Regions from separate parts of the Mus musculus genome. Here all the other regions are linked to region 3. Evidence: chromatin loops called from intact Hi-C (ENCODE). Cell type or tissue: heart. All regions are shown on one strand. Each heading gives the region's core, and the rest is flanking DNA. Links, peaks and the distances in the headings are about the cores only. Region 1 holds the start of Rnf10 (ring finger protein 10). Region 2 overlaps Coq5 (coenzyme Q5 methyltransferase). Region 3 holds the start of Gatc (glutamyl-tRNA(Gln) amidotransferase, subunit C).

Region 1 (10,551 bases), core at 4,060-6,559, 67 kb before region 3:
GGGAGAGGCTAAGCCATGGTGGTGACACACACCTACAGCTCCAACACAGGCCCCTCAGGAACCTCAAGGCAGAATGGGGTCTGGTTCCTGAGACATGAAACTGTCTCCAGAAACCAAACACATTTTGTGTGTTTTTCTTTGTGTTGGCAAAAGAAAGTGAAATGGTATCTTCATTCCACAATCCCATTCTTCCGAGTCAGGACTCTGAAACAGTCCTGACACTACCCACTGCTCCGTGCACATCTTAGTCACATCTCCTTCTCTAGCAGACCTCTCAATGGCAATGCTTTCTCATGTTGTTGGCAACAGAGTCTTACTATGTGACCAGGAAGCCCTGGAACTTGCTCAGTAGCCCAGGGTAGCATCAAACTCTTGATCCTCTGCTTCGGCCAGTGAGTGCTGGGATTACAGGCTGTCCCCACACACTCGGAGCCTTCATTTAGTTTCTTTCTTTTCACTCTTCTTAGTTTTTCTAGACAAGGTTTCTCTGTGTAACCCTAGCTCTGTAGACCAGGCTGGCCTCAAACTCAAAAGATCTGCCTGCCTGGCTTCCCAAGTGCTGGGATTAAAAGTGTGGACCACCACGCCCGGGTTATTTTATTTTTTATGTGTATGGTACTTTGCTTGCAAGTTTGGCTGCACAACACATGTATGTTTATGACTGTGGAGGCAGAAGACAGTATCAAATTCCACAGCACTGTGGAGCTGGGAACTAAACCCAAGCCTTCTGTAGGAGCAACAAGTACCCACTGAGCTAACTCTCTAGCCCCTGCTTCATTCATAGTTCTGTGATTGTTTTACTAGGGTTCTGATGTGTTTCTGAGGATCAATGCCAGGCCCGAAGATGGTGCCTTGCCTGTCTATAGTTCCAGCTGGTCAAGGGGCCTGCCACCAAGCCTGACCACCTACCCAAAATAACACATGTAGGGAAAAATAGATTAAAGAAAAGGTCAGTCAGGAATGTGGTAAAAAGCCTTCATCACATCAGTTCTCTTGCTTAACCTTTTAAATGTATCACCATCCTGTGGGTGCAGGATGTACAGGTGGAAGGGCGTGAAGTCAGGTCTTTCTTCCTTCCTCTCAGAGGGCATGGAAAGGTGGAACACCTACTCTAACTGCTAAGCCATCCTACCTCACTGAACTCTACTACCCTCTCTTATGCTGTCTGATATGTCACAAGCTTTGGCCTACTGCTCACTGAACAATAAATAAAGCATTTATTGCAGCTGACTCATGCAAGAATGTTTTATTGACTTAGGGAGGGCCCTAAAAAATTTAAGTTGAGAACTCTTGGAGAACCAAAGCTTAGCATTACCTCTACAAGCAAGGCTGAAGTCATCCATTACTCTGAGAAACCCTCAGACCTCTCTCCAACAACAGCCAAGATTTACAATAAAACTACACATGTGCAAAACTCCAGAATCAGTTTATACGGTTCAGAGGCGAGTTACACTAACACCTGCTTAGACAGTAAAGCACTGGTACATCACAGCGAAAACTGGTCCCTACCCAAGTTACACAGGCAACTTCTACACATCCTCAGGTAGACCTGGTAATGGAGTTTGTCATACCCTACAGATAAACTCTCAGTCAGTAAGCCTTATAATTTTAGTGCTTTTTTTTTTTTTTTTTGCTCTTTAATTTGAGGGGGGTGGGGGGATGCTAAGGATCAAACCCAGGGCCTTGCATATTCTAGGCAAGGTCTCTACCACTGACCCATACCGTCCAGCTCTTTGAATCTTAGACTGTCAGCTCAAAGCTCCCCATCTGTCACACATGCTCTCTCTCACAAAAACACACTGCGGAATCCAAACAAAGTTACTTGCACATACATCTTTGCACTAAATACATCCAGTGATGTTTGGCACTGGAAAACTACGGGGTGTGCTCTTCCAGGAGACCCCCTCTCCCACTCCCAGTGTTACTAAGTCTCCTGGAGTTCTTTGTGTAGGGTTCAGGTTCCTAGGCTCCTCCCCACGCTCAGGTTCACTGGTGGATATGCATAGAACTCATACACATGCTTGCTGACATGTATATGCACATGCATACAGATGTGTGAAAGAAGGACATGAAGGAGATTAGCGGAAGGTTACACAGGAAGCTTTGGAGGGAGGAAAGAGAAGGAGAAACATTGTAATTAAACCACAATCTGAAACTTGGCTGTGTCTGAGATTTTGGAGGTGCTTGAGAAGCAGAGGCAGGTGGATCTCTGAGTTCAAGGCCAGCCTGGTCTATAGAGTGAGTTTCAGGACAGGCAAGGATGCAAAGAGAAACTTGTCTCGAAAAACCAAAAGACTGATTGAAAAAAAAATTACTATCTCAAAAATACTGCCAACATGGTAAAAGTTTAAAAGAGATTTGTACACAGCTCTGACACAAGATGGAGAATGCTGGACTCGGGATTCTGCCATCTCCTAATCCACAGCCTAGTTTATTCTCTGCGGTGGAATAACTCCTGGCTAGACAGGTTAAACGATTAGAGTAGTGCTATCACACCTAAAAGCCTACCCGTGTGCTTTGTGCATAATCAGTAAGTAGTATTATTATATTATTATAATAATATCATTATTATTATGTTATAGTAATACTAAGAAGCCTGACTACACACATCACTCTCTCTCTCACACACACACACACACACACACACACACACACCATGAAAGCCAAGCCCATATAACCTACCGCACACAAACAGGCATAATATTTAGGCAAAAAGTTGTCAAGTACTCTAAGCGCTTAGCCCATTTACTTAATAGTGTGTATTAGCAAACTCAAGGACTGAACCTAAATGAACTGAATGCAGGGTCTGCATGCTTTACTATCACGCCGAGCAACGCCATCCCAACATGAGTCCTCTTAAACAGAGGAGCAGACCCGGTGCCAGATTTAAGTCTGAAAATCCTCGGGCCTCACCCTCTCTTATTCAAACTTGAATGCCACCCAAAGCTAATCCGACACTAGAAGAGAAAACAAAGTCAATTGTTTTAGAGCCTGGACCGACGGTGAGTCACACAAAGCCAGGTCTTGAGGCCTTCTGTGAGGTGCTTGCCACCTGGATGACCTTAACCCTTTCCAAAATCTCAGATCCCTCATCTGCAAAATGGGGCTAAGAATAGCGCCTACTTCAGCCAGCTGTTTTGAATATGAATGCAAGGGCCCAAATTAACCACGCAGCGCAGATCGGCTTAACCGTAAATACTGGATGTCAGTGCAAGCGGAAGGTGGGTCGTTTGTCCCTCCTCCCCCAAGTGACCCGGCAGACCCGCCGGCTCTTACCACTCTTGGGTTTAGACTCGCCGGCCGGCCCCGCCGAGGCGGAGCGGGGCGGCTGTTGCCCTTTGCTGCTGCCCGAGGAGGCGGAGGAGCTGTTGGAGCCGCTGTTCTTGTCCATGTCGGAGGCGGTGGCGGCGGCGCTGGGGGAGCTCTGCGGCATCAAAGGGGGCCTCGGCGGCGACGGCGGTCGGAGCGGAGCGGGCGCGGCGGGGACCCAGGCTCATGGCGTTCAGGGCCGGCGGGGGTCGGCGGCGGCAGCGGTTCTCGGCCTTCATGGCGACATTTTTCCTTGTTTCCTTCCTCAGCTTCTCAAAATGGAAGGAGAAGCGGCAAGGTGGGGTTGTGGGGCCCAGAGGCGGCGGTGACCGAAGAGGAGGACGAGGACGAGGAGGAGGAGGAGGAGGAGGCCGGGGCTCGGAGGTCCGGGCCGGGCCTGGCGGGGCAGAGGCTGCGGGGGAAAGGGAGGCGCGGGAGGGTCGCGAGCCCCGCCGGCCGGCCGGACACGCTCTCCCGCCGCGGGGCAGGAGAGAGGGCTGGCTGTCTCGGTGCCGGGGACCGGGGTCTCCGACACAGCGACCGACACTCGCCTCTGGGCCGAGGCCGAGCTGCTCCGGGAATGGCGACGAGTCGCCAAACAGCATCTCCAAGAACCCGGATGGACTATTTATATAGTTGCCAGGCGGGCGTGGTGCATTCTGGGAAGTGTAGTCTTTTACCTACATCCGGGTCCTAGGGGAGGGACCGCTTGTGCCTGCCAATGCTTTTTTTCTCTCTTCCCTGTTCGAGGTTTCTTTTCCTTCCCGCCTCCCTAGCGGGTTCCTTCTTTTTGAGACAATGTTTCATTTTGTAGTCCTAACGGGACCTGAACTCTTTGTGTGCAACAGTCTGGCTTCCAATTCACAGATATTCCTCGCCAGTGCTTGGATTTTTTTCTTTTTTTAAAAAAAAGATGTGTGGGTGTCTGGCCTCCTACAATACCAAGCAAACACGTGGTATACAGACATACTCATATAGACAAAACACCCATACACAAAATTTTTTAGAAAACCAAGTGGAGTGTGATGGCCCACCTGCAATTCCGGTGCACCGGAGACAAGAGATCTGGAAATTCCCAGAACAAACTGGCTAGCCAGACTAGCTCAAATGGTGAGTCTACCTAGCCATTCTGTGAAGAATGTGGAGAGTCTTGGAGGAAAACACTCAATGGCAGCCTCAGAACTCCATGTACACCTGTGCATACGTGTAAGATTTTTCATACACGTATGCATGCCACATTCATATATAAAGATCGGTAAGAAGCAACATTCGAAACACCAACAAAGAGAAACAACATAGTACAGTTAAGTAAGGAGATGCTAATCAAACACGTTTCAATAGAAAAGCATCCCAGCTTGAGAGGGATAAAAGAGGACTTCTTAGAAATGCTGTGTCATGTGACACACACAGGACGAATGGAATTTGGGGGGGGGGGGCTGTTAGGGATCAAATCCAGAGCTCCATGCTCACAATCTAGTTTTCTACCTCTAAGCTACTACCTCATCTAGCCGATGAGTGGAATTTTAGCAATCGTGTATGTAGGAGAACTAGAGTGGCTCATGCCTGTATCACTAATACTCAAGAAGCAGAGACAGAAGACGGATGCCAGTGGTGCACATCTTTAATCTCAGCACTCAGGAGGCAGATGCAGGTGGATCTCTGAGTTCAAGGCCAGCCTGGTCTACAGAGCAAGTTTCAGGTCAGCTGGGGCTACACAGAAAAACCTTGTCTCAAAAAAATAAATAAATAAACAGAGACAGGAAGTGCAGAGTGTAAGGCTAGCATGTGCTACATAGTGAGACCATGTTCCTTATAAGAGAGAAAAAGAATAAAAGCAGACAGTGTAGTGTAGTCACAGGGCCCTTGCATGGGCAAAGTTCTGATTTGATCCTCAGTATCATAAATGGGAAAGGAACAAGAATGTGCGGGCCAAGCCAGGCAGTGGTGGCGCACACCTTTAATCCCAGCACTTGGGAGGCAGAGGCAGGGCAAAAAAGAAAGAAAAGAAAAGAAAAAAAGAAAGAAAGAAAAATGAAAAAAGCAGGAGTCAGACTCTTATTTGGTTCCTTATTATCATATAGTATATGAGATATTATTTAGTATGGAAGGAATCAGTTTAAAATGACATGGAGATCCATAGAACTATAACTTGGGGGGGAGGGGTTTGCTAGAGAGATGGCTCGGAGGTTAAGAGCACTGAATGCTTTTCCAGAGGTCCTAAACTCAATTCCAAATCACAAACATGGTGGCTCACAACCATCTGTAAGGTGATCCACTGCCCTCTTCTGGTGTGTCTGAAGATAGCTACAGTGTACTCACATATATAAAATAAATAAATCCATTTTTAAAAAGGAACTATAATTTTTCAGTTTTTTGGTTGTTATTTTATTTTTGTGTTTACACATGTTTTACCAGCTAGTATGTCTGTGCCATGTGTCTCTAGATACCAGAAGAGAGGATTGTATACCCCAGCACTGGAATTAAAGCACCATATAGGCTCTGGGAATCAAACCCAGGTCCTCTGGAAGAGTAGCTAGTGTTCTTAATTGCTGAGCTATCTCACCTGAAAGGACTCTGGCTAGCCTGAGTGTGGTGAGCATGGCTCTGGCAAGCCCTGCCTTCTCTCCCTATTCCTTCTGCCTTTCTAAAAACCATGAAATTATCTTCCTAAAGCTAGCCCCCAAGGTCTGTTTCCTTATTTGGCCACATCCTGCTCCTGAGGCTGACTACCAAGGTCCAGCTATCAAAGTATTGAAGTGAAGAAATCAGAAGCCTCCTTTGGCTCAGCTAATTAACATGCCCACGCCCACTTAAAGTTAAAGGCCTCATCCTAACATGGGGTTTTCCCTTTTACCTTTATAAACTGCTATTTTCTTTTTCTTTTCTTTTTCTTTTTTATTTTTACTTTTTTTTTTTTTTTTTTTTTTTTTGGGTTTTCGACCTAGGGTTTCTTTGTGTAGCCCTGGCTGGCCTGGAACTCACTCTGTAGACCTGGCTGGCCTCAAACTCAGAAATCTGCTTGCCTCTGCCTCCCAAGTGCTGGGATTAAGGCCTGTGCCATCACTGCCAGGCATCTGCTATTTTCCTATGAGCCATGTCTGTCTCCTCTCTATCCAGAGGCAAGGCTTCTTCCTATGGGACAAATGCCCCTCCCCCTCTTTCCTGTTCCCTTCATCTTCTCCCTCTTCCTCTATCTCCTTCCTATCTTTGTCCCTTATCCCTGCCCTCTCTCCCTCTGGAGGAAATAATCTCCTTTGAAAATTGAGAACTTGGTCTTGGGGGTCCTGAGTGATACTTTTCCTTTCATCACTGGCCCCAAGGAGTTTGTTTTTGTTTGTTTTTGACAGGATCTCACTTTTTAGTCCTGGGTGACCTGGAACTCTCTATAGAACCAGTCTAATCTCAGACTTACAAAGATCCACCTGCTTGTGTCTCCTGAATATGCTGTAATTAATGGTGTATACCGCTATAACCAGTAAAAACTTTTTTTATTGTTGCATTTATTTTTTGTTTGTTTCCTCTCTCTCTCTCTCTCTCTCTCTCTCTCTCTCTCTCTCTCTCTCTCTCTCTCTCGTGTGTTTGTGTGTGCGCGTGTGCGTGTGCGCGCGCGCGCACGCGCATATGGGAAGAGTATATACCATGGTTCACATGTACAGTAAGAGGATAACTTGTGGAAGTCAGTTCTCTCCTACCAGGATGAAATTCAGGTTGTTTCAGGTTGGCAGGAAACACTCAGAGCTATCACACGGCGGCCTACAAGTATCCTTTAAAAAGATTCCCCTGTAACGAGGCTGGAGAGAAGCGCAGTGGTCAAGAGCGCTTGTTCCTTTGGCTGTCGGGATTTGGTTACCAGCATCCTCTTCGGGTGGCTCACAACCACTCCTAGTTCCAGTTTCAGGTGTCTGGCGCCCCCTTCTGGCCTCCGAGGGCACCAGATACGCATGGAATCATTTAGCATACATGCAGGCCAAACACTCATACACTAAACTAAAAGTAAACACCCTGGCTGCTGTGCGGGAGCACGCCTTTAATCCCAGCACTAAGGAGGCAGAGATAGGTGGATCTGGATCTCTGAGTTCGAAGCCACCCTGGGTTCCACGACAGCCAGGGATACCCAGAGAAACCCCTGCCTGGAAGAGACACAAAACAAAACAAAACAAAACAAAACAAAACAAAACAAAACGGACAAGGAAGTTGTAGAGGGCACTTCAGGGGGAAAGTTTTTTTGTTTTTTGGATTTTTATTTTATTTGTTGTTGGTTTGGTTCTTTTGGTATTTTTTTTTCTGAGACAGCGTGTCTGCTATGAAGCTCTGACTGTCCTGGAACTCACTCTGTAGATCAGGTTGGCGCCATACGCCACCTGTCTCTGCCTTCTGAGTGCTGGGATCGAAGGTGTGCACCACCACCAAAGCAGACTGCCCTTCTTTTGTTTTGTTTTTAAGACAAAGTCTCGCTATGTAGCCAAGGCTGGCCTCCTACTCTTAATATTCTTGCCTTGGCCTCCCAAATAATGATCTCTAGTAGTTCTTGTTTGGTTTTATGCTTTTGTTTGTATGTGGCGAGGGATAGTAGGTATTGAATCTAGACATGCTTGGACATGCTAGGCAAAGATTATACCTCAGTCTGTTTCCTACTTTTTATTTTGAGACGGGGCTCACTGTGGTGTCAGAGCTAACCTAGAATTTGGAATTATCCCGCCTCAGCATCCCAGCTCAAGTAGCTGGGGCTACAGAGCTTCACCATCAAGTCTAGGACTCGTTATTCTTCACAGTTACACACACACACACACACACACACACACACACACACACTTTTTTGTGTGTCAACTTGACACAAGCTGGAATTATCACAGAGAAAGGAGCCTCCCTTGAGGAAATGCCTCCATGAGATCCAGCTGTAAGGCATTTCTCAATTAGGGATCAAGATTAGTGGAGGGTCCATTGTGGATGGGGCCATCTCTGGGCTGGTGGTCCTGGGTTCTACAAGAAAGCAGGCTGAGGAAGTCATGGGGAGCAAGCCAGTAAGCAGCACCCCTCCATGGCCTCTGCATCAGCTCCTGCCTCCAGATTCCTGCCCTGTGTGAGTTCCTGTCCTGACTTTTTGGTGGTGAACATCTATGTGGAAGTGTAAGCTGAATAAACCCTTTGCTTTCTTGGTCATGATGTTTGTGCAGGAATAAAAACCCTGACTAAGACACACACACACACACACACACACACAGAGAGAGAGAGAGAGAGAGAGAGAGAGAGAGAGAGAGAGAGAGAGAGAGAGAAGAGCATGCTTCAGTTGGAAAATGTAGTGTGATGTCCAGAAGGAACAGCTAAATCCCAAGGTCTACTCTGACACACAACAGAAGTACAGCAAGTTCTAAAATACTGTGGTGAAACTTTATTTCACAGAATGAAGACACGAGAATGCTAAGTGTGTGGATGAATAATTTCTTCCTTCTGTCATTGATAAAAATGGAAGCGAGGGGCAGAGGATCCCAGTGCAGGAGGTGTCCATCTGTCAGGATATACTGAATGGAGAAGACACTCTTCATTTAAAATTTCTTTCTTAGGATCCTTGGCATCTTCTCCTTGTGAAATATTTACAGAAAATATACATTTAAAAGGGATTTAAAACAGAAACATTCAAGCAGAATTCAGCAATCTCTATACTTGCCTTTGGACAAGATGTTCTGTAATATGTTATCTTGACCATAAAAAAAAATCAATTTTTTTTGTTTTGTTTTTTTGAGACAGGGTTTTTCTGTGTAGCCCGAGCTGTCCTGGAACTCACTCCATAGAACAGGCTGGCCTCAAACTCAGAAATCTGCCTACCTCTGCCTCCCAAGTGCTGGGATTAAAGGCATGCGCCACCACTGCCTGGCTTCAGTTTAAAAAAATTTTTAAAGGCCCTGTGTAGTGATACAGGCCTTTAATCCCACCTACCAGGAAGATCAAAAGTTCAAAGCCTGTATCTAGGTGACAAAGTGAGTTCAAGGCCTTGCCAACTTAGTGAAATGCTATCTCAACATAAAAGATAAGAGCTGGCAAGGTGGCTCAGTAGATCACAGTGCTTTAGTTGTAAGCCTGAGGATGTGAGTTCAATTCCCAGGGCCATGGAGAACTGACCCCTGAAAGTCATCTCCTGACCTCCACACATGGATCTTGGCATGTGCACGCCTACGTGTGAGAACACGCGTGCATGCACACACACACATCAAAAAGACACAATTTATTTAATTATTATTTATTTATTTTAAAATTAAATATACTACCAGTTGGTGGTGGCACACACCTTTGATCCCAGCAGTTGGGAGGCAGAGGCAGGCAGATTTCTGAGTTCCAGGTCAGCCTGGCCTACAGAGCAAGTTCCAGGACAGCCAAGGCTACACAGAGAAACCCTGTCTCATAAAACAAACAAACCAAAATTAAATACATTTAAAAGGCACTCGGGTAGAGTTTAGTGTCACAGCACTGTTCAAGTGTGCACTAGAACCTGCACACCATTCCAGATGCCACTAAAACGATGTGGGAGGAGTTCAGGCTTGTGCTGTCTGACTTAACCAGGCATGTTATGAGTTCAAGTACACTCTGGACTAGGTAAACTAGTTCCAGCTTTAAAAAATATATATATTCACATGAGGCACACACAGGGGGGTTGACTCATCAGTTATAATGCTTGTCACCAGCACCCAAATCCTTATGCTCATTCACCTAAAACTACAGTTTTAAGATATCTGACATCTCTGGGTTCCACAGGCAGCTGCACTCACGTTCACATACATCCACAGACACACAAGTGTATATACTTTACTTTAGATGTATGTTTGTATGTGTACATATATGTATACACACACATATGTATACACACACATATACATACATACACATATATGTATGTGTGTATATACATATACATATATACACATATATGTATGTGTGTATATACATATACATATATACACATATATGTGTATACATATATATATATTTTTTTTTCAAATCATGTAATTTTGATCTTTAACTTACAACATGCCTCAATTTCACCCAGTTCCTGCACCAGAAAACAAAAGTTGCAGGGCATGAGGGAGCACACTCCAGCACTTGGGTGGATTTCTGCGAGTTCCGGGCCAGCCTGGTCTATTCAGTTGTCTTTTCCATAGTAGTCTTTAGTCCTAGCTAACAGGATGGAAATATGGCCGCTGAAATATAATTAGGGCCTCTGTCTGAATTCTGCTTATTCCTGCTAAACTC
Region 2 (2,500 bases), core at 1-2,500, 56 kb before region 3:
TTCTCTGTGTAGCTCTAGCTGTCCTGGGACTCACTGTGTAGACCAGGTTGGCCTCGAACTCACAAAGATTCACTTGCCTCTGCCTCCCAAGTGCTGGGATCAAAGGCGTGTGCCACCAACCCTGGTGTGCCTGGAGCTTTTCTTTTCTTTAAAGATTTATTGTATATATATGAGTGCTGTATCTCCATGCACCTGCGTGGGACAAGAGGGCATCAGATCCCATTACAGATGGTTGTGAGGCACCATGTGGTTGCTGGGAATTGAACTCAGGACCTCTGGAAGAGCAGTCAGTGCTCTTAACCACTGAGTCAGGAATGGGAGCATGCATCTGTAATCAGCTCAGGAGATCATAGCGGGAGGATCAGGAGTTGAAGGCCAGCCTCAAGGACAACATAGACATTGTCAGATGGGAATGAAAGGAGTAGAAACGTCCATCCTCACGTATCCCTTCTTGGCCTCTTATCACTCTTAGGGGCTTGGGAGACCGTTTGCTTGGTTTTGTTTGCATCTTCTTTCCTTCTGTTGGCTTCCCGCAGGTGACATTGCGTTCCGGTTCCTTAGTTACGTTCAGGCACAACATCAGAGGAGACAGAGGAGACAGCTAAGGACTCAGCAAAACCTATCCTGGGAAGAAATTGCCAAAAAGTACCAGAATGAAGAGGATTCCTTGGGAGGTTCACTTGCCACGGTCTGTGACATCAACAGGGAGATGCTAAAGGTTGGGAAGCAGAAGGCCTTGGACCAAGGACACACAGCTGGTGAGTCCCCCGGCAGACACGGGCAGCGTCTGTCTGCGTGTGTGTACAGTAAGAGGTGCCCGTCGGGTGCTGAACTGTCAAGTGCTCCAGCTTGTGGAAGTGTGAGCAGTCAGCAGCAGCTGAAGATGGTGTGTGTGCTTAGCACAGCTCGTAGGTGTGCCCCAGAACTGGAGCCACACGCTGAGCTTGACCAGCAGCCTTGTGTGGCCCCAGAGCTCAAGGATCTTCTTTTCCGTTATGATCTTTTTTTAATGTGTCTGGTGTTTAACCTGCATATGTGTCTCTGCAGCCTGAGGTGCCTGGTGCCTACAGAGGCCAGAAGAGGGCATCAGATCTCCTAGGACTGGAGTGACAGAGGATTGTAAGCCAACTGCATGTTGGGACTCAAACTCAGGTCCTCTAGACCAGCCAGTGCTCTTAACTGCTGGGCCATTTCTCCAGCCATTTTTCATTTTTTTTTTTTTTTTTTTGGTTTTTGGTTTTTGGTCTTTTGAGACAGGGTTTCTCTGTGTAGCCCTGGCTGTCCTGGAACTCACTTTGTAGACCAGGCTGGCCTCGAACTCAGAAATTCGCCTGCCTCTGCCTCCCGAGTGCTGGGATTAAAGGCATGCGCCACCACGCCCGGCAATTATTTTTTAATTACAGTTTTTATTTAATGGAGAAAGGGGACATGAACTATGCTGATGCTGTAGCACTCCTGTGGAGGTCAGAGACAATTTGTGGGAATTAGTTTTGGGGATCAAACTCATATCATCAGGGTTGGCAGCAGTCACCTTTACCCACTGAGCCATCTCACTAGTCCTAAGAATCTTCTTTTTCAAGTTTGTTGTTGTTGTTGTTTTGTTTTATTTTGTGTTGAGACAGTATCTTAACTCTGTGTATAGCCTTGACTAACCTGGAGCTTACTCTGTAGACCAGGCTGGCCTTGAACTCATAGCAGGATCTTCTGAAGTCATACAGTTTTCTCTTTCTTTGTTTGTTTTTAAAATATTTATTTATTATATGTAAGTACACTGTATCTATCTCCAGACACCCCAGAAGAGGGCATCAGATCTCATTAAGGATGGTTGTGAGCCACCATGTGGTTCCTGGTATTTGAACTCAGGACCTAGGCCGAGCATGGTGGCGCAAGCCTTTAATCCCAGCACTCGGGAGGCAGAGGCAGGCGGATTTCTGAGTTCAAGGCCAGCCTGGTCTACATAGTGAGTTCCAGGATAGCCAGGGGTATACAGAGAAATCCTGTCTCAAAAAAACAAAAAACGTGGTTGTAAGATTTAGCTTATGAATCATTCAAATTGAAAGAATTACCAGGTCATTGTTAATGACTTAGTCTATTAAGAATCTTATGTATTTTTGTAAAGGAAAAGCACTTGTAGATATTTAATCAGTACAAGGTCTATGTCTGTTTTGCAGGAAGAAAATGCTGCTTAGAGATTCTCTTTAAATATTTTTTTTACTTTTGTGCTCCTGTATTTTCTGTTGATCTTTTGAATGTTCTGTACAAAATTGTCTGACTGTACTGTTGAGCTGGATACATTTTTTTTTAACTCTGGGCTTAGCTGTGTATATTTGACCATGTTGGAAATAGTATCTTTGTTATTAAATTTTTGATTGTAAAAAAAAAAAAAAAAAAAAAAACAAAAAACAAAACAAAACAAAAAACTGAACTCAGGACCTTTGGAAGAGCAGCCAACCACTCTTAACCACTGAGCCATCTCTCCAGCCCTTCTTTTTTTTCTTTT
Region 3 (10,551 bases), core at 3,059-5,558:
GGAACCAGCCAAGGACTTCATGCTTACTGGCCTTGGGGCATTCATCTATGAGATTTTTATTTTACATGATTGGAGGTTTCCCCTGTGTGCTTGTACCCATAGAGGCCAGAAGAAGGCATTGGATTCCCTTGTAGTTAGAATTACAGAGAATTGTTAGCTACCATGTGGGTGCTGGGAATTGAACCTAGGTCCTCTGGAAAGGCAGTCAGTGCTCCTAACCCCTGAGCCATCTTCTCCAGCCCCAGAAGGTTTTTCAAAAATAGTTTTTAGTTGGGTATATGTGAGGGGGTCTGAGCGCCCTTGCCTTGGGAGACGCTGGAATTGTGGGTGGCTGTGAGCCACCTAACGTGGGTGTTGGGACTCAATCTGGGGGTCCTCGTTGCAAGAGCTGCAGCATATGTTCTTAACTAAGTCATCTCCAGCCTCTATCTGTTTTTTGGGAAACGTGGTCTCCTTTAATCATTGACGAAACTCAAAGCTTGCATCAGTCTTGCTGGAGCATCCCAAGTCCTACAATTATGGGTTTGAGCCACCATGGGCAGTTTCAGGCCAGTTGTTTACTAAGTACCTGTCGTCTTTACCAGGATTCTTCACAGTGAGTTTTAATGCTCTTTAAGATATCCATTTCCATAACCTTGGCATCTAGGCTAACATAAGCTATGCACTTTCCTGTGAGGAATGAAAACTAATTCTTTCTGCATCCTAGTCCCAATGAGGAATCCTGGTTGAAAAGGGGTTACGAACTACTTATCTCCACCTATAACTGTGGACAGCGATTTACCCCAGTAACAGGAAGTTCTTAGCAGCAGAGAGGAGGGGGGCTTTGCTTCTGATCTTGAACTGTACAACAGTTGGATCACTTTGCTTCGGTGACTCCCTGGTTGCTTTGCACTACAACTTGTATCTGCAAAACTTTCCCCTCCCATTTCTGTTTTCACTTTGCTACAGACTTAGAATGAGAGCTTGGCTGACTTATTCCAGATATTAGGAAGCTAGAGTTACAGCTCAAAGGTAGAATACTTCCTTTGCAAAAGGCTTGATGAGGCTGGAGAGATGGCTCAGCGGTTAAGAGCACTGACTGCTCTTCCAGAGGTCCTGAGTTCAATTCCCAGCAACCACATGGTGGCTCACAACCATCTGTAACAGGATCCGATGCCCTCTTCTGGTGTGTCTGAAGACAGTTACAGTGTACTTACATAAAATAAAAAATTTTTTTTAAAAAAGAAAAACTTGTTTTTAAAATTTGTGTGTGTGTGTGCACACGCGCAACAGTGCATATATGGGGATCTGGACAACTTGGAGGAGTCGGTTCTCTCCTTCCACCATGTGACGTGGGACTCGGGGTTTGAGCTACGATCATCAGGCTTGGCAGCAGGTGCCTTTATCCACAGAGCCATCTAGTTTTTGTTTTAATAAAGTGTTGAAGTATTTGGCTGCAGTGAGATGTTAGTGAAGCTGGTCTCTGGATTTGCTAAGACGGCAAAAGGGGTATTTAGGAGTTACTACATGGCCTGTCACAGCATTACTTGAGAGTTACAGGGTTGAGTCCCAGGTCCTGGCTTTTCTTGTGAAATTCTAAGCCTGCTTCTTGTATGAAACTGGCACTCTACCTCAGAAGTCATATAAGTTGTATAAGATAACTGGACACAAACTCCTAGCCCAAGGCACTGCCACACTAAGGCTTTGTAGATCAACCCAAATAATACATTGTAAATGTGTAGACAGACTTCTACTAGCCAGTCGGGGCTTTGGCTGCAATCATGGCTGTTGCCTAAGACTGCTGATCACCTATGGATCACTAGGATGTTTTGAGTTCAGACAAGCATTTAAAACACTCAAGTCACCAGGCGTGGTGGCGCACACCTTTAATCCCAGCACTCGGGAGGCAGAGGCAGGCGGATTTCTGAGTTCGAGGACAGCCTGGTCTACAAAGTGAGTTCCAGGACAGCCAGGGCTACACAGAGAAACCCTGTCTCCAAACAAACAAAAAACAAGTCAGGGGCTCAAGAGATGGCTCATGAGCTAAGAGCATTTAGCTATTACAGAGGGTCTGGGTTTCGTTCCTTGTACCAACATGGAAGTTCACACTTCCTGAAACTGCTCTGGGAGCTCTCACAGGCACCCCCTTCCAACCTGTGGATTCCTGCACACATAGGCATAGACTTGCAGGCACATACATTTAAAGATTAAAAGCACATTCAAGTCTGGCCTGAGATGCTGGGATTCATGAGGCCTATTTTTTTGAAGTCCTATAAATGTCATATTAAAATGACTTGTCGGGTTCATTAACCTAAAACGACATAATTTATGGTAAGAAATTCAGGCCACTGAATGACAAGCTCAAATTTGATCCACACCATGACAAAAATACTTCTTGTCTTTTTTTTTTGTTTGTTTGTTTTTGACTCCTCCCTTTGTAGCAACTGCATTTCTTTAGTTTCTCCTAGAAGACAGGAAATCCTGACTCTTGAAAAAAATTACAATTCTAAAATTTTGTATGTGGCAGAGGTATGTACTATAGTGTGCCTGGGGAGGTCAGAGGAAAACTTGTTAGAGTCTATTTTCTGCCTCCACCATGTGGGTCTTAAGGAGCAGACTAAGATCATCAGAATTGGTAGCAATTGCCCTTACCCGCTGAACCCACTACCACCACCACCACTGCTGGCTCTTTAATTCTATTCTCTCCCCCAAATAAATTAATGAGATGTTTATTTGAGCATTTCCCAAGTATTTACTCAGTGCTAGACAAAAGAAAAAAAAATCCAAACATGATTCATGCTATTTGGATAAACAGAAGGGGGAAGGCAGAGAACTAACATTTAAGTAGATATGCTGTGATTAGCAGCGCTTTTGAATACCAGTAGAACCATATATTTTTTACTGTATAAAGGAATAAAAGAATTAATGGCAGTCGACAACTTAAGAGAGGAGAAGTAGGTGGGATAAGGAGCTGGTAAAAAGCAAGGACTGAAAATTGTGGGGAAAAAAGTAACAGGGAGGGAGAAGTCAAGAAGCTGAAAGAACTTGACAGTGTTAGCTTGGAGAGATGGGGAGGGGCTGTGACAGCCGAGGACCTGAGGACCTGAAGACCACGAGCACGTGTCGTGAAGATCTTGGGTGGGAAAATGACATCAGGTATCTGATGTGAATTACTGGGTAATATTAGGCAAATAGTGTTAACCTCTCTGGATCTGAGCATCAGATCAAAGACCCGAAGGTGAGAAGGACAGGAGACTAACAAGATTTAAACTTTGCAAAGCATTTCAGTGACTTCATGAAACCAATGCAATGGGTGGTAACACAGCAAGATAACCTTGGGTTCAAAGCCATTCCGCGAAATTTTAGCCAGATTCTGTCTTAAAAAAAAAAAAAAAGCCATAACTTGTTATTTGGATATCTCGTAATTAGCATATGAACTGACTTGAGGTTATACATATAAATAGTGTTTGACTTCTTCAGATATTTAATCAGATGCTCAGGAAGGCAAGTGAAAACACTTTAAGGAAATAAACCTGGTTTGTAAGCCAGTCTAGGCTGGAGGGTACTGAGGGGACAGCACCCCCGAGAGGGCGGGTAAAGGGCTCTTTGAAGTAAGGGATTCTCGGACTTGGTTCCTATTTACATCGAGACTGAGAAGACTAGAGGGTTGTAAACGAGAGTGACAGGATCAATAATGAACTAGGGGAAGAGTGAAGCCATCCTCGCGGAGACTGGACAAATTTCCAATTATGCAAAGGACCTGAAACAGCCTCAAAGGTCCGAGACCGCAGCCGGGAGTTTACCTGTCCTCCAGTACCGACTCTAGGGGCTCCACACCGTCAGTGTCCACGGCGTGCAGCTGATCCGCAAAGGCGATGGCTTTCTCTAGCCGGTCCACCGCCTCGCGGCTGCCGAAGTTCACCAGCGCCAGTCGCTCCAGATGCTCGATTACCGCGGGGGACACGCGACCGCTGCCCTGGGGGACGAGACGTGGAGCCTGGGTCCCCAGCCCCGCCGCCTGGACCTTTCCCTGTGGATTCGCTTTGGAAGCAAAGCTTCGGCCCGCGTCCAGCGGGGCCCGAAATCGCACACTCGCGGCCCGTGACCACATTTCTTTTGCTTCTCGGCCCCCGTAGGGACAGACGGTAGGGCGGCGCGCGCGCGGGGTGGGGGTGAGGGGGTGTGTGACGACATCAGAATGCGTCGCCGTCACCGCAGCTGCCATCACCGCCATGAACAGCGTCGGGGAGGCTTGCACTGACATGAAGCGCGAGTACGACCAGTGCTTCAACCGCTGGTTTGCTGAGAAGTTCCTCAAAGGGGACGGCTCCGGGGACCCGTGCACCGACCTCTTCAAACGCTACCAGCAGTGCGTGCAGGTGAGTCTCGCCCGGCCTCGCCGCAGCAGCCTGCCCTCCTCGGCCATCCCCCGAAACCGCCAGGCTGTCTCCACTTGACACACCGGGATGCCTTTGCGGTACTTTGCTTTATACAGAGTACATTAGTATTTTGTTGTTATTGCTCATTTATTTGGGATTCATTCCAAACGTGCAAGTAGCTATCATCCGTATCTTTAAAAAATTGGCGTGGCCGGGCGGAGGTGGCGCACACCTTTAATGTCCTAGCGCACGGGAGGCAGGGGCAGGCGGATCTCTGAGCTCGGGGCCAGCCTGGTCTACAGAGTGAGTTCCAGGACAGCCAGGGATATACAGAAAAACCCGGTCTCCAGAAAAAAAAAAAAAAATGTGTTCGCGTCTGCAATAAGGGTGGAGACAACTTCCGGGAGTCAGATTACTCCTTTCACATTTATATGGGTTCTGGGAATAAAGTTCAGGTCACTAGTCTTGGTGACAAGGCGTTCTATTATCTATCTATCTATCTATCTATTTTTTTCTATTATCTATATTTTACACATGGAAAAACTAGCAGTCAGAAATAGGAAGTGAATGGTTCAAAGGAACTAGAGTCTGATGACCTTGCTTATTTTGGTGGTGCGTCATTTCATTGTTATTAGGAGTGGATGGTGTTCACAGTTTTCTAGACCTAAGGTAAGGCATTGCAGAGGTCGCCTGTTTTGTTGCGATCTTTTCATTGCTCTGTTTTCCTCCGCCAATTACCTGTTGTAGCCAGTAAGATTTGATTTCAGACCAGCACTTCAAACTTAACCTAAAACTACCTCTCCATTCCAGAAGCTACCTTTAGTCAGTTCTCAGACAGGGATGGTAACTCAAGGTCACAGAGCCGATTCGGAGTGAACACTGTCACTAAGATAGAGATAGGCACCTGAACTGACCTTCAGGCCTCACCTCCCAAGAGCAGGTGTTCATACCACACAGGACTTACATTACAGTCTGTACAGTGGCACTGTTTTGTTAAAACAGGACTAAGCCGTACTCACTTTTAATCCTAGGATTCAGAGGCAGGCAGGGTGTGTGGGTCCCAGAATAGCCAGGGTTACAGAATGAGACCTTGCCTCAAAAAAAGGGTGCCCAGCTGGGCAGTGGTGGTGCATGCCTTGAATGGTGGGTTTCAAGCCCGTCCAGTTCAGTCTGGTTTACCTCTGTACCATTACACCTGTCACAAAACATGGACTGCAAGCTATCATGGACTGATAGTGCATTTTCTTCCTCCTTTAGAAAGCAATCAAGGAGAAAGAGATTCCTATTGAAGGCCTGGAGTTCATGGGCCATGGCAAAGAAAAGCCTGAAAACTCCTCTTGACCTGCCTGCCACTTGGAAGACATCAGTAAAGTGAGAGGCTTCTGGATTCTGTCAGGGAAGGCTGTGAAGCTGGCATGGGATTCCAAGATGTTAAAGGTGTTCTCCTCCATTCTGAAGCTGTCATTCCTGCTTTGAGGCAACTTCACCTTTGCTGGCATCCTGAAGAACCCCTCGTGCCACAGCGGACCAGCTTCTTGGGGTTATGGTTGCAAACTATGGTCTGGCATCAGCTTTAACTGGTCCTTGGATATGAGTATGGTAAACTGGTCAGGATTAAGGATGGCAGCATTTGCTGCGGAGGACCTGGGTGAACTATGGGAGGCATTGCTCATGGGGCTCGGTCGGGACCTCTTTTTCCTCTCAGGGATGCTCTGAAAAGGGATGCGGACACAACCCATTCAATCACTGCTTGGAAACATGATTGTAGTTTTATAATAACACTTCCAACTGCTGGTGGCCTGGGTTATGGAAAAAGACAGCTTTGCGGAGCTCTTGCCTTAATGAGGTGTCAGCTTACCATTCAGAATCTTCAGAAATGACATAAACACCAACTTTGGAGCTCACAAGCCTTGCTGCTCACAGCTCCAACCCCTGGGGTGGCCGTGCAAGAGTCACCTGCGTCCCAGGTTTGCTGTGGCTAACTTTCAACTCCACGAGTTCAAGTCAGTGTGCAGATCACATAAAAGGGGGGTGCGCCTGGCTAAGTGGGGGAAAGGTGCTTACTGATTTTTGTTTGCTTACCATGCCCTAAGGCTGTAATCATGAAATGAAATAAATCTTAAAATTCAAACTTTACTCTTTGCTCCCAAAACCCTGCACTTTATTGAGCATTTATGTCCCGTTGCCCCAGGCATCTCATTTCGTTGCAGAGCCGGCTTGCCCTGTAACTTGATTTGTTTAATTAAGTCTAGGTCAGCACTTAGATTAGAAATCTGACTTTCAGGCCTGCCTCTGCGGACAACCTGCCGGATCACACATGCTCACCTGTATAAATGGCTCCTTTAAATGTTATGTATTGTGGTCTCAGAACAACGGTAGGTGGTCCTCACAGCAGCCTACCTTGACCAGGACTTAGTATATCCATAAAGAGGTGAGAGCTGTTGGACAAAAGGTTTGCACTCTGGGTTGCTAAGTACTACTTCATCTTCATTTGGCCAACCCTAATGCCATTTCAAAACATTTTAATTTTTAGAAAAATGTGGCTATCAAAAAATATCCATATTTTTCAACTGGTTAAGGGTCATTGTCTAAAAGATCACAAGAGATTTCTTAGCCTTCTATGAGAGTCCTTGGAATGTAGCTCAGGTCACCCGTCATACCTGATTTCTGTGCTACTGAGGTCAAACCCAGGATTTCCTGCACTCCAGCGTTTATCACCTGAGCTACATCCCAGGACCATTTTTGTTCAAGGCAAGGTTTCATATAGGCCGGGCTGATGAACTCTTGATCCTCTGCCTCCACCTCCCAAGATTATAGGTGTGTGAGGCCACACTGTGGGGGGTCTCAGTTACTTTTCTATTGCTATGAAGACACCGTCACTAAGGCCACTTGTAAAAGTTTGAGACTCACAGCTCCATGATCATGTCAGGGAAATGGCAGCAGATAGGCAGGCATGAAGCTGGAGCAGTAGCTGAGGACTTCAGTGCTGATCCATAGACACAAGGCGAGCGAGCGAGCAGATTGAAAATGGACTGATTAAAACTTCAGGGCCTGCCTGCCTGCCCCCAGTGACTTATCTCCAACAAGCCCATGCTTCCCAGATAGTCCTACCAACCAGGGATTTAAACCTATGTACTGATGAGGCCATTCTCATTCCAATCACACTGGGGTAGCAGTCATTATTCATGTGTGCTCACATCAGTCCCTCCCCTCCTTCCAGCGTGCACTTCCTGGGCATCAAACTCTGGCCATCAGGCTCAGCAGCTAGCACTACCACGGGCTGAGCCAGGGTGGCTTTGAACTGTGGCCCTCCTCTGGCATCCTCTGGCCTCAGATTACTCTTCTCAAGTACCAGAGGTCTTTTGTGGGGGTGGTGGGGGCTAGCAATCATTTTCCACTATGGTGAGAAAGACTTAACCTTTCAGAATAGACTTGAGAGTCACTGAAATAATGGCACTGCACACACCTTAACATGGCTACTATCCATGGTGAAGGTGGGGCGACAGCCTAGGAGTTCAAGAGCAGCTACTCAGACTCCTTGCTTTACACCGTATCCGACACTAGAACTGCTCAGAGTAGCATGATCACTCATCCTGACTTCAGCCTCTTAAAGGTCTTCCATTTGATGGGCAACTGATGGCGATGCTGTTGTCTGGTAACTACCACTGCTGTGTTGTTGGTTTTCCTAGACAGGGTTTCCCTTGTAGCCCTGGCTGGCCTGGAATTCGCTGTGTAGACCATGCTGTCCTTGATCTTGGAGCTCTGCCTGCCTCTGCCTAAGTGCTGGGATTAAAGCACGCACCATCGCTGTCTGCCTGAGAAATTCTTTTCCTAAAGGTAAGAACTCAGCTCCTTTTGTAGATTGCAACAGGAGCTGCTGTGACGAGAAGAGCTGACTAAAGCTCATGTACTTTGTTCAGGGTCTGTGCAGCCTGGACTGACCTGAAACCTGCAATGCAGCCCAGTCTTTGAAGTTGTCACGCATGTGTTACAGATGGTAATCAGCGGCAATTCTATTGATCATCCACTGTCTGTCAGGGAGCCCATCCCAATGGTAACTCTACCTCTCTCTGCTCTTAGTCATTTAGCTCTCTACCCATGCTAAGCACAAGAAACCAGCAGGGAGCCAGCTAGAAACGGTATTCGGTCAGCTAAACCAGATCTGAACCACTGCAAAACAGCAAAGCAATGTCAGTGTCTGAGAATAAAATCGTACCGTCCAGCTCACGGACCATCTGAGTTTAAGTTATTTATTTAAGGCATCTCCTCTTACAAGCAGAAGGGATGGAAGATCAGAGTAATGGTCGCCATCTGAGGAAAGGAGACACGAGCTTAGCATCCAAAGGGTTTTCGTGGTCCACACAGAGTAAGGGTCCAAAACCAGTGCTGTGGTCCCTTTGTTGCCTGGGGGAGGCCAGGTTCTCTTTACTCATCTTCATAGCCGGTCGGAAGTGGGTTCACATGAGGGTTGTGGAAGAGGGTATGGTTACCGTCTCCCCAGGGGAAGGGCTGCGGAGCGAAGATGTCAATTAGTTATTTCCAGAAAATGCTCAGAATCGAAAGAGGTAATACATAAAATCAAAATGGAAATGTGCCTTTACTGGCATAGATTTACTGACATAAAAATGTCAACTTTCCCAGAGCTTTTTCTTATTTTTTTTAATGTAACTTTAATTTATTTCTGTAATTATGTATAAGTACTCTGTCTTCACAAAAGAAGGATTCAGATCCCATTACAGATGGTTATGAGCTGCCATGTGGTTGCTGGGAATTGAACTCAGGACCCCTGGAGAAGCAGCCAGTGCTCTAACACCACTGAGCCATCTCTCCTTCGAAGTAGATGGTAAGACAAGCAAGCGCAAGGTAGCTCCCCGAGGAAGGGGATGGCTCAGCAGGTAAGAGCATCTGTTGTTCTGCACGTGACTATCACCCATCCACGGCTGGCAGCTCACATCTGCTACTACTCCAGCTCTAGGGGATCTGAAGCCCTCTTCTCATGTGCACACACACACAAATAATTTAAAAGAAAATAAATCTTAACATAAGATGTTGGAAAGGTGGCTCAGTGGATAAGATCTGTTCCTTCAAAATTCTCCCAAACTTCAGATGAGGTGACTCACAACTGTGACACAAACACCTGCACTCACGTGCACATATGCGTGTGCACACACACTGACTGCTATTCCAGAGCTCCTAGAAGAACAGAGGTTGCAGAAGGACTAGAAAACTGCGACCTAAATTCAATCCTTTTGCTCACTACCTTTTTAAAAAAAGACTAACTCAGGCTAGAGAGATGACTCAGCAGCTAAGAGCACTGACTGCTCTTCCAAAGGTCCTGAGTTCAATTCCCATCAACCACATGGTGGCTCACAACCATCTGTGATGGGATCTGATGCCCTCTTCCTGTGTGTCTGAAGACAGCTACAGTGCACTCATAAAAATAAATCTCAGCCAGGCAGTGGTGGCACACGCCTTTAATCCCAGCACTTGGGAGGCAGAGGCAGGCAAATTTCTGAGTTCGAGGCCAGCCTGGTCTACAGAGTGAGTTCCAGGACAGCCGGGGCTACACAGAGAAACCCCGTTTCAAAAAACAAAACAAAACAAAACCAACCCCCCCCCCCCCGCAAAAAAAAAAAAAAACCAAAAAAACAAAAGAAGAAGTTCTGTCCTCCTATAGAGTGGATCCCAAGAGACTAGCCCTCACTGGCAGACTTGGCAAGGTTGCTGAAACAGGGTTTCCTTATCTAGCTAACCTGGAACACTAAATAGAACAGTCTAATCAAAAACTTACAACGCTCCTCTTGCCTCTGCCTGCAGTGCTGGGGTTACAGCATGTATGACTCTGCCAATCATAGTTTTGTCTGATTTTGAGACGGGTCTCTTTATGTAGCCCTGGATGTCCTAGAATGTGCTATGTTGACCACCTGCCTCTGCCAGCATGAATATTATTCTGTGTACATCTCTGTGGGTATATGCACGAGTGTAGGTGTACACAGAGACCAAAGATATCATCCCTGCCTGCAGCTGGGGCTAAAGAATGTTGTGAGCCACCCACTGGAAACTAGGCTCTTCTGTAAGAGCAGCAGCACTCTACACCACTGAGCCCTCTCTCCTGTCCCTTCCCCTCCATGTTTGAAAAGCATTGCTCTTGGTCAATAGCTCACAACCATTTTTGGCTTTCTGTGGTAACCCC

Evidence for each region. Hi-C counts contacts between places; a loop is a spot of excess contacts. Peaks named below come from ENCODE experiments on the same cell type or tissue, not always from the same donor. Only the 100,000 strongest peaks of a DNase experiment are listed, where the experiment ranks them.
Region 1: it touches region 3 in a loop (2.7-fold over the local background); 13 of 42 quality-filtered maps call a loop at or near these places.
Region 2: a loop joins it to region 3, with 2.7 times the contacts of the local background. A loop is called at or near these places in 14 of 42 quality-filtered maps.

Annotation. Positions count from the first base shown.
Region 1 is chr5:115,268,981-115,279,531 of GRCm38, forward strand. It overlaps Rnf10 (ring finger protein 10), which reads right to left and starts at 3,915. Exons shown (of 17, transcript NM_016698.2): 1 at 3,277-3,915. The coding sequence starts at 3,433. In heart, for the core only: a CTCF peak has its summit at 5,591 (motif pointing left); no DNase peak of the experiment used is centred there; H3K4me3 peaks cover 459 bases; H3K27ac peaks cover 562 bases.
Region 2 is chr5:115,283,855-115,286,354 of GRCm38, forward strand. It overlaps Coq5 (coenzyme Q5 methyltransferase), which reads left to right. Exons shown (of 7, transcript NM_026504.2): 3 at 537-758. Among named protein-coding and RNA genes, the nearest start is that of Coq5, 5.4 kb to the left of the region's middle. In heart, for the core only: a CTCF peak has its summit at 1,080 (motif pointing right); no DNase peak of the experiment used is centred there.
Region 3 is chr5:115,337,060-115,347,610 of GRCm38, forward strand. It overlaps Gatc (glutamyl-tRNA(Gln) amidotransferase, subunit C), which reads right to left and starts at 4,102. Exons shown (of 3, transcript NM_029645.3): 1 at 3,783-4,102. The coding sequence starts at 4,090. It overlaps Triap1 (TP53 regulated inhibitor of apoptosis 1), which reads left to right and starts at 4,172. Exons shown (of 2, transcript NM_026933.3): 1 at 4,172-4,358; 2 at 5,616-6,494. The coding sequence starts at 4,212. The coding sequence ends at 5,699. Cox6a1 (cytochrome c oxidase subunit 6A1) reads right to left here. Exons shown (of 3, transcript NM_007748.5): 3 at 8,593-8,867. The coding sequence ends at 8,784. In heart, for the core only: no CTCF peak of the experiment used is centred there; a DNase peak (open chromatin) is centred at 4,032; H3K4me3 peaks cover 2,500 bases; H3K27ac peaks cover 1,252 bases.